Linked DNA regions of Homo sapiens: region 2 is linked to region 1. A link is an interaction called in ENCODE POLR2A ChIA-PET data of the cell type or tissue named here. Cell type or tissue: endothelial cell of umbilical vein. All regions are shown on one strand. Each heading gives the region's core, and the rest is flanking DNA. Links, peaks and the distances in the headings are about the cores only.

The links. ChIA-PET counts read pairs that join two places held together with the same protein. Peaks named below come from ENCODE experiments on the same cell type or tissue, not always from the same donor. Only the 100,000 strongest peaks of a DNase experiment are listed, where the experiment ranks them.
Region 2: POLR2A ChIA-PET joins it to region 1 with 5 read pairs; 3 of 35 experiments call an interaction of 5 or more read pairs at or near these places.

The regions. Positions count from the first base shown.
Region 1 is chr18:21,816,472-21,824,904 of GRCh38, reverse strand. MIB1 (MIB E3 ubiquitin protein ligase 1) reads right to left here. Exons shown (of 21, transcript NM_020774.4): 12 at 5,259-5,410. It overlaps LOC124904362 (small nucleolar RNA SNORA73 family), which reads right to left and starts at 7,281; the gene lies at 7,077-7,281. In endothelial cell of umbilical vein, for the core only: a CTCF peak has its summit at 4,414 (motif pointing left); no DNase peak of the experiment used is centred there.
Region 2 is chr18:21,481,657-21,490,089 of GRCh38, reverse strand. GREB1L (GREB1 like retinoic acid receptor coactivator) reads right to left here. Exons shown (of 33, transcript NM_001142966.3): 18 at 4,337-4,470; 19 at 1-78. Among named protein-coding and RNA genes, the nearest start is that of GREB1L-AS1, 35 kb to the right of the region's middle. In endothelial cell of umbilical vein, for the core only: no CTCF peak of the experiment used is centred there; a DNase peak (open chromatin) is centred at 4,709; H3K27ac peaks cover 970 bases.

The sequences.
Region 1 (8,433 bases), core at 1,567-6,566:
ACTGAAGTAAAGAAAAAAAGTGACAATTACTCTAACATCCGTATAATTTTCTTAATGATTGCAATAAAACTATAGATAATTTAATATTATTTAATAGAGACAAACATTTCAGCAATTAATGAAGATTACTGAAGACAAGAGTAGTTTAAAGACCCAGATGTTCACACATTCTCAACTCCTGACCACTCCTCCATTTCAAAATGAACATCATTCTCTAAAAGACTGTGGGCAAAAGGAGACATATATAAATATATATCTTATCACTTCATTCAAGATCTTCTTCCTCCTATTAATTACACCTCAGTCACAGAAAGTACATTTGTGTATTACAAGGAATATGGTGTTTGAGAGTAGATGCATGAGCATACATTAGAGAAAACACACTCTAAGTATCCTATTACCGAATAGACTCAGCTATATTTTGTAGATAGCACTCAGCATGTTTACAGTTGTAAGGAAAGCATTAAACACCAAAATACAGTACAGCTTATCAAATCTTCAAATAGCCAACATAGTCTTGTTTACAGACCATATTTCAGAATTTAAAAAGTAAAAAAAGCATCACAACATTCGAGAAGGAAAACTATGAGTTGCTCACATATTCAGTAAGATTTGTAATATGTGTCTTTGTGGGAATTAGTAAGCAAATAAGAAACGCCTGTGAAATTATCTTAGTACCAACCTAAAAACAACATATATCACATCAGGTGATTCACTCATATTTTACGTTTACTTTTCACATTCAATTTCTATTCAAGAAAAATTCGTAAATACTATATAAACTTTATAATTATATTATTGTTACCTGTACTTCCAAAATACCTATCGATTGTTTTTGCCAGCTCTGCAGAGAATACTGCTGACTAATTTATTTTCATGCCTGTAAGGGAGCTCTAAAAACAGCTAAAAATGCAGCATCTTTACAGAAAGTACCTAAGTAACATGCTGATTATGCTACTCCAAAGAAATTCAGTTTTCACTTTTATCAGCAGAAATAATTTCTACTCTTACTTTAAATCCAAAATTTTACCTATATACTAAGAGATGATAAATATGGCTAAACTCTAGATGAAAACATGCCTATAAATATTAACTATCAGAACAGACAAACAGCATTGTTCTTAGTTAAGATTTCTCAAAAAAAACAAAACTGTATTAAAACATGGTGTAATTTCTACTTAAAATGCTCCAAACTTTATAAAGCACAACCAAAGTACTCAGGGTCTCATAGTGAAAATTTATATTCCCTTCCACAATTCTAAAAGACAACAATAAATGGCTTTGTAACTCTTTTCTCTTAATGTGTTTCAGTTACTATCATACTATGAGAAAACATCAAGATCAGCTTTGAAATCTAGACTCATATTGATCTGCACCTTTGAAATAGAGACTTCAAAGGACAGTCTTCAAAAATATAGGACATCTAGACACTTCATCAGGTTCTGGAAATAACAACGTGCTATATCTGGTTTTCTTTTCTTTTCTTTCTTTTTTTTTTTTTTTAGAGACAGGGTCTTGCTATGTTGCTCAGGCTGTAGTGCAGTGGCACGATCATACCTCACTGCAGTCTCAAACTCCTAGGCTCGAGCAATATTCTCGCCTCAGCCTCCCAAGTAGCTGAGACTAAAAGTCTGTGATGCCACACCCAGCTGATTCTTTTTTTTTTTTTTTTTGATACAGTCTTGATCTGTAACCCAGACTAGAGTGCAGTGGTGCAATCTCAGCTCACTACAACCTCTGCTTCCTGGGTTCAGGTGATTCTCATGTCTCAGCCTCCCGAGTAGCTGGAACTACAGGTGCGCACCACTACACCCAGCTGATTTTTGTATTTTTAGTAGAGACAGCATTTCACAATGTTGGCCAGGCTGGTCTCAAACTCCTAGCCTCAAGTGATCTGCCTGAGTTGGCCTCCCAAAGTGCTGGGATTATAGGCATGAGCCACCACGCCCAGCCTAATTTTTTAATTTTTTAGAGACAGGGTCTTGCTACATTGCCCAGGTTGATCTCAAGCTCCTGGCTTCAAGCAATCCTCCTGCCTCAGCCTCCTAAGTCGCTGGGATTACAAATGTAAATCACCACACCCTGCTGGTTTTCTATAGTATAAAGGCCAAAAAGACTGGTTGTTATTTTTAATTCCGAGTACACTAAAAATGGCACCTTCTGTCTTCTGACATCACTGGACAGTATAGGGGGGGAAAAATCAACCTTAAGAAAAAGAAATTTGATATGAAAAAAAGAATTCAAAACATCCCAATTTGCAATTACAACTGGTAATATAAGCTGTGTCATCTGATACTCTTCAGTGTCCAATTAAAATCACACTCTATCTGGCAATCTATAGTCACAACTACCTAAAAATGTCTTAAGGAAGTAGGAATAAAGAAGGCATGTAGCTTTAACTGAAGCACTACTTTGTTAAAGAATAAAAGCATTTTTTTTTAAATGTCACCTGACACCAAATATCTGGTTGGAAGAGGTGCTGTTTTAAATTTTCAGGGGAACCCTCAAGATTTATGCAAGAATTGAAAAAAATAAAAGTAAATTTTCTCTTCCTTGTATAGGCTTAGCATTATTGAATATACTATGCCTACTCTCAATAAAAATGAAACAACTCAAAATATTTAAAAGATACTTGTTTCCTAAGCACTTCAATTCTCAGTTTATACTAAACTTTATGATTTCATATTCCCTCAATAAATCCTAAATTCTCTCAATAAAATCTTTTTGACCATTGTAATCTGAAGTAATTGCTGTTTGAATTCCTAACACAGTTTCTCTACAGAATTCATTTTGTAATTGATCATATAACATCTTGTGATATTTAACAGTGTGCTCACTGTCAAAGTAAGACTAACATTTATTGAGTGCCTTGTATAGCCAGAGCATATGTAGGATGAACAGATGAATATGAATGCCCACAATGTAAAGAGAAAGACAGAAGTGCACATAGTAATAAACAGCACTAAGCAGAGTATATAGTAAGTATAATAAATAAGAACACAGAGGAAGGGCGCGGTGGCTCACGCCTGTAATCCCAGCACTTTGGGAGGCCGAGACAGGCGGATCACGAGGTCAGGAGATCGAGACCATCCTGGCTAACGTCGTGAAACCCCGTCTCTACTAAAAAATACAAAAAAAATTAGCCGGGCATGGTGGTGGGAGCCTGTAGTCCCAGCTACTCGGGAGGCTGAGGCAGGAGAATGGCGTGAACCCAGGAGGCAGAGCTTGCAGTGAGCCGAGATTGTGCCACTGCACTCCAGCCTGGGTGACAGAGCAAGACTCTGCCTCAAAAAAAAAAAAACAAAAAAAACAAAAAAAACACACACAGAACAAGGAAGTATAGAGCAAACAAAATAATTCCAGTGATGACACAGGAGGTAGCTCTGGAAGAAAGACGGTTAAGATAAAGAAGCGGGATGGGGCATCCCAAAGAAAGAAAATGCTCCAAAAAATAGAAGAAGAAAGCAGACAGCATATTTTAGGAAAGGAGAATAGACGATGGGCAAAGCGGGCTGAGGGATTGGATTAGCAGGAGATAAAGTTAAACAGACTCAGGACACACAGAATATGGGTCTGAATGCCAAGCCAAAGTGTGTAGATTGTATTCTATGTTAACAGACAAAAACTGAAGTTGGGAAACAGGGGAAGAGAGCCATTTAGACCTATGCTTTCAGAATGGATAATTTGTAAATGTATAAAATTTAAATCAAGAAAAAGACTGAAATCAAAGAAAAAAATTAGAAGAATAGTATAATAGTCTAGGTAAATGTGGTGAGTACTTAATTGGGTCAGCAACAGTGGGAACAGAATGGAATGGGTTGGAAGGATTGGTAGAATGAGTAAAATTTTAAAACTAGTTGGAAGCTAAGAATTGGTGAGAGAGCAAAGATAACTCTAAGCAATGAAGCAGCAAGAGGAATGAGGTATTGACACATTCACTGCCCATGTGTTTTGGTCTTGCTTCACAGACAGACCATAATACAGAAAAGGTGATGTAAAGTGGTTTAACAGTTATGATTCTAAAGTCACCTAGACCTTGCTCAAGTTACAGCTGCTTCAGTAATCAGCTACGTGTTCTTGAATAATTAAATTCATCTCTATAAGCCTCATATTCTTCACGTGTAAAATGAGGATATTAACACCTGCCCCAAAAAGCTGTTGAAAGGATTAAGTGAGATGATGCATGTGAAGCACTTTGCAGAGGCTGGCATGTGGAAAGTGCTATCATAATCTTCTGTTTGAAGGGCAGGGAAATATAATACTACTGTCTTCTTCACAATGCCAAAATCTGAAGTGTTCAAATATTTGCAATTTGGAAAAAAAATCAAGATGTGATCTAAAATATGATCATTCATTTTGTCCTACAATATATACCCACTGTTACAGTTACCAATAAGCAGTAGCAATAAAATCCTTTTGTTTCCTGTGGTCACCCTCTAGTGGTGATCCTAAGAAGCTAAAGGAAACATGATATAAAAATACAATAAGGAACCAAAGAATAAGTGTTCAGAATAGATAAAATTATCAAAATAAAAATCAAAGTGAAGATTTTTCTTAGTCCAGGTATACAGGTTTGACTCAAACATAAACAGAAGACATCCAATGCAGAATTTCCTAAAATGCTTAGGGTAAAGTTGTTCCAAAAAGTGAGTTAATGGAAATCTCTAAATTAAGCAAAGCTAAGCATTTTCCCATTCTGTGGGACACCGCAGATCCTTCATAAAGAATGTGATTCTCCAAAAGGAGTCTTTCTCAAATGTCAACCAGCAAATACTTTTTTCAGTAGAATACTATTGCTGTAACAATGGATGAGGGGATAGCTATACTAGAAGTTTATATAACTAATTACATTATTAATAAGGAATTAGGTAACTTAGTATTTATTTAGTCTTAAGTTTTAAAAAATAATTATCGTGCAAATGGCAACATGAAATTAGAGGACACCCAGATAATTATTTTGAAGAAACATAAATCTCAAAATAAAATGCATTTTAATTAAATCTTTAGAAAGAAACTAGTATTCCTGATATTTTACAACCACATTTAATATAAACTTAAATAATCATTTCATAATATTTGTATTAGATTAACAACCAAATAATCATCATATAAAACTAAAGGCATAATATTCACAAAACTTTAAAATGATTTAAAATACTAAAATAGCCAAAATTATTTCTTCATCAGTATCAGAAAAAGAGAATCAACAGTAGGAAAATATTTTTGAATTGCACCTAAAATAGTAAGGGGTGACATACCTGGGATTTCCCCTTAGTGCAGCATGATGCAGAGCATTAAATCCATTATTGTTTGTGATGGTAACATCTGCTCCAGCTTCCAAAAGAACTGCTAGGATATCATCACGTTTCTTACTTATTGCATCATGAAGAGGGGTATCACCTTCAGAATCCTTTAAGTTTAAAGAAATTTTCATTAGTTCTTCAATTAATTATCCCATCTAATAGTAATACTTACACCAAATGCTAAGCAAACAGAAGCAGAGACCACATCCAACAAATACCAATAAAAGAGCACTTTCTGTGATAACTACAAAAATATAGGCAAAGGCTGGGCATGCTGGCTCATGTCTGTAACCCTAGCACTTTGGGAGGCTGAGGCGGGAGGATCAGCAGAGGCCAGGAGTTCAACACCAACCTGGGCAACATATAGAGACCTTGTCCCTACAAAAAATTTTAAAAATTAGCCGGGCACGGCGGTGTGCACCTATAGTCCTAGGTACTCAGGAGGCTGAGGCAGAAGAATGGCTTGAGCCCAGGAGTTCAAGGCTCCAGTGAGCTATGATCATGCCACTGCACTCCAGCCAGGGTGACAGAGCGAGACTCTATCTCCAAAAATATAAAAAACAAAAATACAGGCAAGAAACACTGGCCACATTATAGTAAGGAAAGACATACTCAAATCTAGTTGGAAAACAAAATAAGCATGCTGGAATTTTTTTTTCTTTTTTTTGAGACCAAGTTTCGCTCTTTCACTCAGGCTGGAGTACAATAGCGCGATCTCAGCTCACTGCAACCTCCACTTTCCGGTTTCAAGCGATTCTCCTGCCTCAGCCTCCCAAGTAACTGGGATTACAGGCACCCACCACCATGCCCAGCTAATTTTTGTATTTTTAGTAGAGACGGGGTTTCACCACGTTGGCCAGGCTGGTCTCAGACTCCTGACCTCGTGATCTGCCCACCTCAGCCTCCCACAGTGCTGGGATTACAGGCGTGAGCCACCTTGCCCGGCAAAGTTCTTTTTTTGTAGAGATGGGGGTCTCAGTATGTTGCCCATGCTGGTCTTGAACTCCTGTGCTCAAGTGATCCTCCCACATGAGCCTCTCAAGGTGTTGGGATTACAGGCATAAGCCACCACTCCTGGCACATGCTGAAGCTTTACAAAGCAAAAAGAAAAGAAAAGAAGTAGCCTCAAATATAACTAATGACAAAAACCAGTGAAGTGATAAAGCTGCCCCCCAAATTTTATAAGTTTAAAATGGCCTTAATTGTCATACCCTGAAATTCCATACCAAACCTACACCATAACAATGAATTGAAAGTCGGTGGCTTTCAAACTTGGCTGCTCATTAGAACCTGCTGGGGAGATCTTTTAAAATCTGTTGTACAGAGGAAAAAAAAGAGAAAAAAAAATCTGATGTCCAGGCTGTTCACCATACTAAATCTCTAGAGGTGAGAGTGAGGCATGAGTAATTTTTCAAAGCTCCACAGATGAACATCTTGTGCAGTCACAGGTGAGAAACATTAATCTAAGCGTTTTCAAAGGGCAGCAAAGTGGCTAGTTAGCCAAAGGTAAAACAATTGTAAATTAAAATTTAGCAATCTCAGTCTACCATTTTTTCAAGCTGACTACTTTTTACATTAATCAATTGACTTAGCAGTAAGTTTTTATTCATTAGCAGTCATGTACAGACATGAATAATTTAAATTTCATTCATTTCATAGTTGAACAGATGCTATTCTCAGTAAAGTCATATACAACCTGGCCTACAGCATATACTACAGTTGCCAAATTCAGTTTGCCACTTGTTTTTTGTTTGTTTTATTCTTTTTTACTAGACATATTTCCTGCATGGTTTGTCTCCCCAGTCACTGTCCACAGGATTCTGAGAAGCTACAGGAATATGAAAGTGCAAACACCAGACCCAGCTTCATCTCCAACACTGAGGAAAGGGACTGTACATCATGGGGCAGAGCCCTATGCTCCCCTAAGCCATGTGGACAAAGCCTAGAAAAAATGATATCCCAGGATATTACACATTGGAGCCACCTGTTTTTGTAAATTAAGTTTTATTGGAACACAGCCACACCCATTCATTTATGTATTATCTATGGCTGCTTTCATTCTGCAATGAGAGTTAGATAGTTGTGGCAAAAGCCAATAAGCCACTATTATCTGTGCCCAATATAGAAAATGTTTGCTAATCCCAGGAATATATTCATCCACCTACATAAAGAATTCCTGCTAGGCATGGTGGCTCACACCGGTAATCCCAGGACTTTGGGAGGTGGGAGCAGGAAGATTGCTTGAGACCAGAAGTTTGAGACCAACCTGGGCATTTCTACAAAAAATTAGCCAGGCATGGCAGCTCACACCTGTAGTCCCAGCTACTCGGGAGGCTGAGGTGGGCCCTGAAGGTTGAGACTGCAATGAGCCATGATCACGCCACTGAATTCCAGCCTGGGCAACAGAGCAAGACCCTGCCTCAAAAAAAAAAAAAAAAAAAAAAAAAGAATTCCTAACCCAAGTTCAATCCAACCATCTACCATCTACCTTCTACTCCTGTATCTGGCGGCACTAAAAATCTGTAGTGTTCAACCTGAAACGGGCTTCTAACATGATTGGAACACCCTTCTGCAGGTCCCCAAGTCCTTATCACTCTTCTCAATTACTCTTTCTCTACCCACCACTCTCAACAGATGAACTTGTCTCCCATTTCAGACAAAAAACGTCAGCAGGTATAAATCACCTCTCCTTACAGATTAACACCCCCCCAATTCTTCCCTCATCCTCCAATCCTGCCTCCCACTTACAAGGACATACTCTAGATCCCAACAGTTCCAAAACAGCTGCACTTCAAAAACCTTAATTTCTAATAATTATCTAGCTGAACAAAATCTATTCTTTCAGTTCTTCTCAAGCCCTCATTCCCACTACTACTGTTCTTTATTTCTTCTCTGAGATCTATCCAATCCAGCAACCAATTCCTGGATGCTGTAAATTATCTAAACTACAAGCAGCTTATGATTCTAACCACTGCCCTACTTTTTAAAAAATCATTATTGAGTTTCCAATGGAAACAAATTATGTTTTACATATTCAAATAGTATTTCAGGGAACACTTTTATTTAAAAATAATATGTTGTTTCAAGCCTATTCGGTTAAGGAACCTAAAAGTTGGCAAATTAGATTCAG
Region 2 (8,433 bases), core at 2,290-7,289, 340 kb after region 1:
GTGAGAGCCATCAGGGCCTCAGAGTACTGCTGGATGAGAAGATAGCAGCGGACGACCATGCTGTGCAGCCTGGGGTACCTTCAACAGAAAACAAGGCACTAGCACTCAGGCAGCAGGGCCAGCTGGGAGCAGCAAGGCCTGTGCAGTAAGAATGCAGATTAAGCATGGTGGGGAAGGGGCTACTGATCAGTGTGGTGGGGCTTTAGTTCTAGAATGACCTGGGATCCTACATCACTGGAAGGAAAAGGTTGAGCTTCCAAAGCATGTGAATCAACCTGTTGGGATAAGTACAGCACAGTAAAGGGGTTTAGAGATTGTCTAGAAACCTCTTCTCAAAGTATGGTCTACAGACCACCAGCAGCAGCAGCACCTGGGAGCTTGTTAGAAATGCTCAATCTCCCCACCCCAGACCTACTAATCAGAATCTGAAGCTTAACAAGACTCCCAGGGAATTGCATGCACGTTAAATTCTGAGACACGCTGGTCTATTCCATTCATTGCCAGCATAGTCATCATGGATAATTCCTGGATCCTCACCTCTTGCTGGTGGTATTGGGTTAGAATGGCAGCACTGTCCACTTATTTCTCTGATATATAAGATTACAATACAGGAAACTGAGGCATTAATGTAATATCTGTCGAGTATTAGACATAAAAAGGGTAATTATTACTACTAATCTGAGGTCAGCCTCACAGATAGCAATTTCTATCTTTCCATAAACTGTTCCTTGGTGCTGGAGAAACTTGGAGCTGACTGGAGAAATAGCACCCCCTAGTGTTGTAGCCTCATCACCTGAGACCTGGCTCCGTCAAGGGAGCCAAGCAAATCTGAGCCTGGTAGCAGCAGCAGCCTTTGGTACCATTTTCCCCTAAGCCTGGACTGCCAGGGAAGAGGATCCCTTTGTTAAAATCGGCAGTTTTTACAATTATAGGAGGTAGAAAACAAATCTCTCCTTTTGGTGCTACGCCTCAGCCAGGCCTGATGACAAAATGAGTACGAATGGGCAAAGAGGACCCAGTTACAGGCATGAAGAGCTGCTAGTCAAGAAAGCAGGTGCTTGGCTACCCTGAGCACACTGCCCAGCAGTACTTCTGCTGCTGAATAAAAATAAAATTTTTTAAAAAAGAAAGTAGGCTGGGCGCGGTGGCTCATGCCTATAATCCCAGCACTTTGGGAGGACGAGGTGGGTGGATCACTTGAGATCAGGAGTTCGAGACCAGCCTAGCCAACATGGTGAAACCCCATCTCTACTAAAAATATAAAAATTAGCTGGGTGTGGTGGCGGGCGCCTGTAATCCCAGCTACTTGGGAGGCTGAGGCAGGACAATCACTTGAACCTGGGAGGTGGAGGTTACAGTGAGCCGAGATCATGCCATTGCACTCCAGCCTGGGCGACGGAGTGAGAGTCTGTCTTAAAAATATAAAAAAGAGAAAAAGAAAGAAAGTAGGTGCTGGCAAAGTGGGCTCTGGGTCCAAGGTTGGCCAATGCTCTCATGGAGCCTGGTAGAATAAGGCTGGGGCTGTGCACTTTCTTTCTGGTTGCCATTTGGTAGCAATGCAGCCACCAGCAGCTGGGTAGGCTAATGGGGGATTTCACCTTTGTTCCATTCTATAATTCTACTTAAAATACAACAAGTGGTCCACTGGCCTTGCACAGAAAACCTCCAGGTCAAAGAAATGCCAATGACAGCTATCAAATGAATAACACATGAACACTTTTGAGGTGTTTTAGAACTGGAAAGGACCAAGATGCCCTGTATATGAACAACTCTGCCTTTTCTTTTTCTTTTTTCGAGACAGAGTCCCGCTCTGTCACCCAGGCTGGAGTGCAGTAGTGCAATCTTGGCTCACTGCAACCTTCGCTTCCCGGGTTCAAGCAATTCTCCTGCCTCAGCCTCCTGAGTAGCTGGGATTACAGGCATGCGCCCAGCTAATTTTGTATTTTTAGTAGAGACAGGGTTTCTCCATGTTGATCAGGCTGGTCTCAAACTCCTGACCTCAGGTGATCCGCCCACCTCAGCCTCCCAAAGTGCTGGGATTACAGGTGTAAGCCACTGCACCCGGTCTTTTTTTTTTTTGAGATGGAGTCTCACTCTGTCGCTCGGACTGGAGTGCAATGGCGCAATCTCAGCTCACTGCAACCTCCGCCTCCCAGGTTCAAGTGATTCTCCTGCCTCAACCTCCCAAGTACCTGGGATTACAGGTGCCCGCCACCACGCCTGGCTAATTTTTTTTTTTTTTTGTATTTTTAGTAGAGACAGGGTTTTACCACGTTGGCCAGGCTGGTCTCGAACTCCTGACCTCAGGTGATCCACCCACCTTGGCCTCCCAAAGTGGTGGGATTACAGGCATGAGCCACCGCGCCCAGCCCACTCTGCCTTTTCATAGAAAGAGAATGAGTTCAGGGGCAGAGAGAAGTTCAGCTGCTTGTCCCAGTTCATACAACTGATCAGAGACAAAGCTAGCTCTAGATTTTATCCAGCCTCTAGCAAGGTCTTCACACATTGCAAGGATTTAGCTGGCTGGGTAGAAATGAAGAAATCCTTCAGTTCAATAAATCCTGGGCTGGTCCCTTCAGGTATTCAGTAAGTCATAGCTACTATTAGGCTGGGGTGACTGGGTTGGAGGAAATAAGTATAGATAATCTATGTTTCAAGCTTAATGCTTTTTGCTGGGCCACGTAGAAAAGCCAAAGTTAGAATAAATGGTAACTTTGATATCTGGCATTTCTGTTTCATACTCTGGAAGAATCATGAAGTCAGAAGTGCACAGTTTCTCCAATCTGTCATGCTTGCATTAAACTATACTTACAACTTTTGTAGCACAAAACTACAATAGAAAGTTGATGAGATCATCATTTAAAATAAAAGTTAGGAAACTCTGAATGATGTTACCAGAAAAAGAAGATGCATTTCAAGCTGGTGGATGTAACAGGTGGGTAGGAATGCTTAAAGGGGGTACTCATGGAATGATTTTGGAAAATTAAGACTACATGTGCTGTGAAAGGATTAATGTCACAGTGTCAGTTAAGACTTTCCAAATCCAACAGCTGCAAAAATATCAAACCGTACTTGAGCCTGTGCTCTTTCCGGATGCAGTATTATAATCTACTGAATAGGATGCATCCATAGGTCCTCATTTTAATTTCCTTTTCTTTTTTCTTAGCAAAATTATGGACAGGTTTGTTAAATAGCTGTTAAATAATATGATCAATTAAAGCCATTCTAAGAACTATAGCTACTAAAAATTAGAATTTGCCCCATAAAATAAAGCCCAATCGCCCCAACATTGGATGATCAAACAGAATATTGTGGAGGGCAGAAAGGGACCTTTATTAGGTTAGGTAAATTCTAATGTCTCTACCTACCTCTGAATCTATGATTCAAGGTCACAGAGGGAAAAAAACTCTTTCAGAGTTTAATCTGAAAATGGGGATTTTTTTTTTCTTTTTTTAGAAAAGGGAAGAAAAGACAGCAGTTATGTTCCTTAATCCCTAAGGCCAGGGACTGGAGGAGGAGCCCCAAGAACTGAATTCACCTCAATTATCTGATTGCTCTTTAATTTCTTCCAGTGTATACTTCAAATCTCTCATAGTAAAGTTTAGTTTTTACTGAATCATCTTAGGGTCCTTGCCTGTGGTGGACAGGGGAGAAAAGAGGGAAAAATGTCAAAGTCTGAGGTGTAGGGTAGGAGAGGCCGGAGCTCAGAGAAGTGGGACTTTTTTTTTTTTTTTTTGAGACGGAGTCTCGCTCTGTCACCCAGGCTGGAGTGCAGTGGCGTGGTCTCGGCTCACTGCAAGCTCCACCTCCCGGGTTCACACCATTCTCCTGCCTCAGCCTCCCAAGTAGCTGGGACTACAGGCATCTGCCACCACGCCTGGCTAATTTTTCGTATTTTTAGTAGAGATGGGGTTTCACCGTGTTAGCCAGGGTGGTCTCGATCTCCTGATGTCATGGTCCGCCCGCCTCGGCCTCCCAAAGTGCTGGGATTACAGGCGTGGGCCACCGCGCCCAGCCAGAAGCGGGTCTTGAATAAGCAAATCCCTCTCTGCCCTATCCATCTCCTGATGATAGCAGTGAAGCATGACCGGGAGCTGACTCAGCATGAAAAGTAGTGCAATGGCCCACTTTGGTTGTATTTTCCTTTATTGATCTTGGATGATCACATAAAACAATAGTAGGGCATCTTAGGAAAGGCTGTTTTAATTTGGCCTTTGCACGTCATCTGCAAGGGCTCCATCAAACACCCCGTAGCACTGACACAAAAGGCTTTTGGCTATTTTAGATCTGCAAGTACAGCTAGAGAGAAGAGCAGAAGGCCTTATTTACTATTTACCTCTCCAAGAGTGTGTTCACCATTTTTTCAAAAGTCTCGTCACATCTCAGAAGTGGGCTCGTGATCCCCCACTGCAGAGACTTGCTGTACTCACTCAAGCCAAAGTACAGCTTCTCCTCGCAGCCCACGTCCTCCTGGTTCAAAATACAGAGCAAAAACCCAATGAGGACAGGATACAGTGTGTCTTGTTTTCCAGAAAGTGGGGTTTACAGAAATGACCGCTGTAAGAGGTTATTTCCTGACAAGTAAGAAAAAATACTGTTTCATTATGTAACCCGACACCAACTCTGCAGTCATCTCTGAGGCACTAAGTGAAACTTCTTTTAATTTCAAAGGAACTGAATATGTGATTAGTGGAAAGTTGACACACTTCCTTCAGGCACATGGTTTGTTTTCTTTTTTTTTTGTTGGGATACACAAGGTCAGACAGCCTCAATTCTCAGCCTTTTTCCCTGCTGGAAGTAGTTCTCTATACAGATAAATAGGCTTTCCTCAGAACGCTCTAGAGATTGACAAACTCCTCTGTTACAGAAACCTTAACTTTTCTGACATCATTTCATAATGATAACTCATAAAAGCTTATCTTTGCAAACAAATTTTACTTTAAAAATGGAATATATGCTTTCCTTTAACAGGATCCACAGTATTTAACGTAGCCCCCTCTTGATGAGTCAGTCATCACTATGAAAATGAATAGCTATTTTAGGATGTGACATAAGGATGCCCTCAGAGGATCTTGAGAAGTGTGACAAGTTGCTTATCCTTAAACTCAGAAGCTCTACGATATTAAATAAGCTTTTTGAGTTCATGAATCTGTTTTTGTTTGTAGCTTTCTTTTGCATCTTTTCTACATTAGTTTTTTACAGTCACTGCTTGCTGTCATGTTGCCTGTGCCATTTGGTCTCACTTTTGTTATTTTATTTTATTTTTGAGACCAAGTTTTGCTCTTGTTGCCCAGGCTGGAGTGCAATGGTGCGATCTTGGCTCACTGCAACCTCTGCCTCCCGGTTTCAAGCGATTCTCCTGCCTCAGCCTCCCGAGTGGCTGGGATTACAGGCACCCACCACCACGCCCAGCTAATTTCTTTTTTTGCATTTTTAGGAGAGACGGGGTTTCGCCACGTTGGCCAGGCTGGTCTCAAATTCCTGGACTCAGGTGATCCGCCCGCCTTGGCCTCCCAAAGTGCTGGGATTACAGGCGTAAGCTACTGCGCCTGGCCCACTTTTGTTATTTATTATGTGTTGACATTTTTATTTAAGTGCTCTCCAACTCATAAAGGAAATAAGGCAGCTTTAAAAAATGTAATAAGATAAAGGCTGGGCGCAGTGGCTCACGCCCGTAAACCCAGCACTTTTTTTTGAGACCAGCCTGGCCAATATGGTGAAACCCCATCTCTACCGAAAATACAAAAATTAGCCAGGCGTGGTGGCGGGTGCCTACAGACCCAGCTACTCAGGAGGCTGAGGCAGAAGAATACCTTGAACCCGGAGGTGGAGGTTGCAGTGAGCCGAGATTGTGCCACTGCACTCCAGCCTGGGCGACAGAGTGAAACTCCATCTCAAAAAAAAAAAAAATTATATATATATATGTATGTATGTATTAAGATAAAAATAAATTAAGCAATCAGAGGAAGAAAAAGCAAGGGTAAGAGAAGGAAGATTGGGCCAGGGATAAAGTAAGTATTCCCTAAAATGCATGCCAGCAGCTGCTGCACATTTGGTTAGAAGTGGGCTACAAATTTGGTAGCCCAAATTCTGAGCTTTTTTTTTTTCTTTTTTTTTGAGGAGTCTCACTCTGTCACCCAGGCTGGAGTGCAGTGGCATGATCTCGGCTCACTGCAATCTCTGCCTCCTGGGTTCAAGCCATTCTCCTGCCTCAGCCTCCCAAGCAGCTGGGACTACAGGCATGTACCACCACACCCAGCTAATTTTTGTATTTTTAGTAGAGATTAGATTTCACCATGTTAGCAGGCTGGTGTCGAATTCCTGATCTCAGGTGATCAACCTGCCTCGGCCTCCCAAAGTGCTGGGATTACAGACATGAGCCAATGTGCCCGGCTGGTTCTGAGCTTTTCAGTAACCATCTAAAGAGAAACAACTGTATGATTTATAAGGTCCATAAGATAAAAATAAAGCATGTTTTAACTGGCAGCTTTTAATTTTTTGAGGTCCCCCCCAAAACCCTGCTTTTAGGAATAGGGTTTGAGGGTAAACAGGCTTTATGAGAGCACCGGAATATGTTCCTAGAGATACTGGAGACTGACAACATAGATTGAATGACATCTATTTTCAAGGCTAGAAGCCTTTGCTTATTTCCTTCTGGGCTTAGCTGTGTTCTGGGTAACTGTGTCAAATAAGTCATTTCACAGGGAAAAAAGTCATTCATCTAAGTTTCCCTCCTTATCTGGACTGCAGACACAGAGTCATCTGGAAAAGCTTTATGAAGTGTGTACTTGGTCTTCACGTTTCCCTCTCACCCTTGGCCCCTGTTTCTTTGGGAAAATGTCAAATCCTATTCCGAGCCTGCTGCTCTTCCTGACACAGCATTAGAACTGCTGGATACGATGCATCCGCCTTGCATCCACCTGTCCTCGTTTTTATTTCTCTCTCTTTCTTCTTAGCAGGTTGGTAAATAGATGGCCTGTGATTAACTAGAGCCAGTATGGGTTTTGAGAACTAGAGCTACTAAAAATTAGAATTAGAAGTGAATGGTTTCTCCATCTGTTCTGTTTGCATTAAACTGTAACTATGGTTTTGTGTTACAAAAGTTTTAACAGAAATGAGTGGAACCATCCTTTAAACTATGAGTTATGAAACTGAATGATTTTACTATAAAGATACGTTTCAGGTATCATAAATCGTCTGACTTATTGAATCACTATTTCTGGGGGGAGAATGTCCCTTCTCATAAGGCAAACTCCCCGCTGTGGAAGGCCTGCCCTTTCAGTGACCCTCCATGCTCCCTGTGCTTTCGCTGCGGGCGTTGGTGATGACTTGTTGGCCCTTGGTCTCACTACCCTCTTGGCAGTTCTTTGTTATTTTCTTCCATGATTCTAACCACACCAGCTGCTTCAATGATCATTGTTTGTAAAAAAAAAAAAAAAAAAAAAAATCTGTAATCTACACAATGGTGTGCTCACCTGCATCTTAACTCAAAGTCAGTCTCATCTGCCCTCCACAAATCAAACTTCTTTCAGGCCAGGCGCGGTGGCTCACGCCTATAATCCCAGCACTTTGGAAGGCCGAGGAGGGCAGATCACTTGAGGTCAGGAGTTCAAGACCAACCTGGCCAACACGGTGAAACCCCATCTCTATTGAAAATATAAAAAATTAGCCGAGCGTGGTGGCACATGCCTGTAATCCCAGCTACTCAGGAGGCTGATGCAGACGAATCGCTTGAACCCGGGAGGCAGAGGTTGCAGTGAGCTGAGATCGTGCCACTGCACTCCAACCTGGCTAACAGAGTGAGACTCCGTCTCAAAAAACAAAACAAAACAAAAAACTTCTTTCAACTTCTTTTTTCCAACTAAAGGGAACGCCTCAAAAATATTTCTGGTTCTTCTCTCTCCCTGAATAAACAAATCCTAGAAAATGTACCATGTCTCCCATCCATTTTACTACCAGGACCATCATTCTAATTCATGTATTTGTTCATTCTAACCCAAATTATCAGAAAAGCCACTGACTGATCTACTTCTAATCACTTTGACTTAGCCTCTAGATTGAATGAACTGCCTCTCAGTAGCTATTAAAGCTGAACATATGAGTACCTGATGACACAGCAATTTCACTCTCAGAGACCCAAAAGAAATGCATACATACGTTTACTAAAGGGTGTGCCAGGATGTTACAGCAGTACTATGTGAAATAAAATAGGATGGATACATGAATTGTGGTGGAGTCATATAATGTAACACACACACAGAGCAAAAAGAATGATTTACGATTCATGAAAACTGCAAATTTCACAAACATCATGTTGAGCAAAGGAAGTCAGATACAAGAGAGTACATACTCCATGTTTCCATTTATATAAGCTCCATACTGAGCAAAACAAATCTGTAGTACAGAAGGCCAGAATAGTGTTACCCTTTAGTG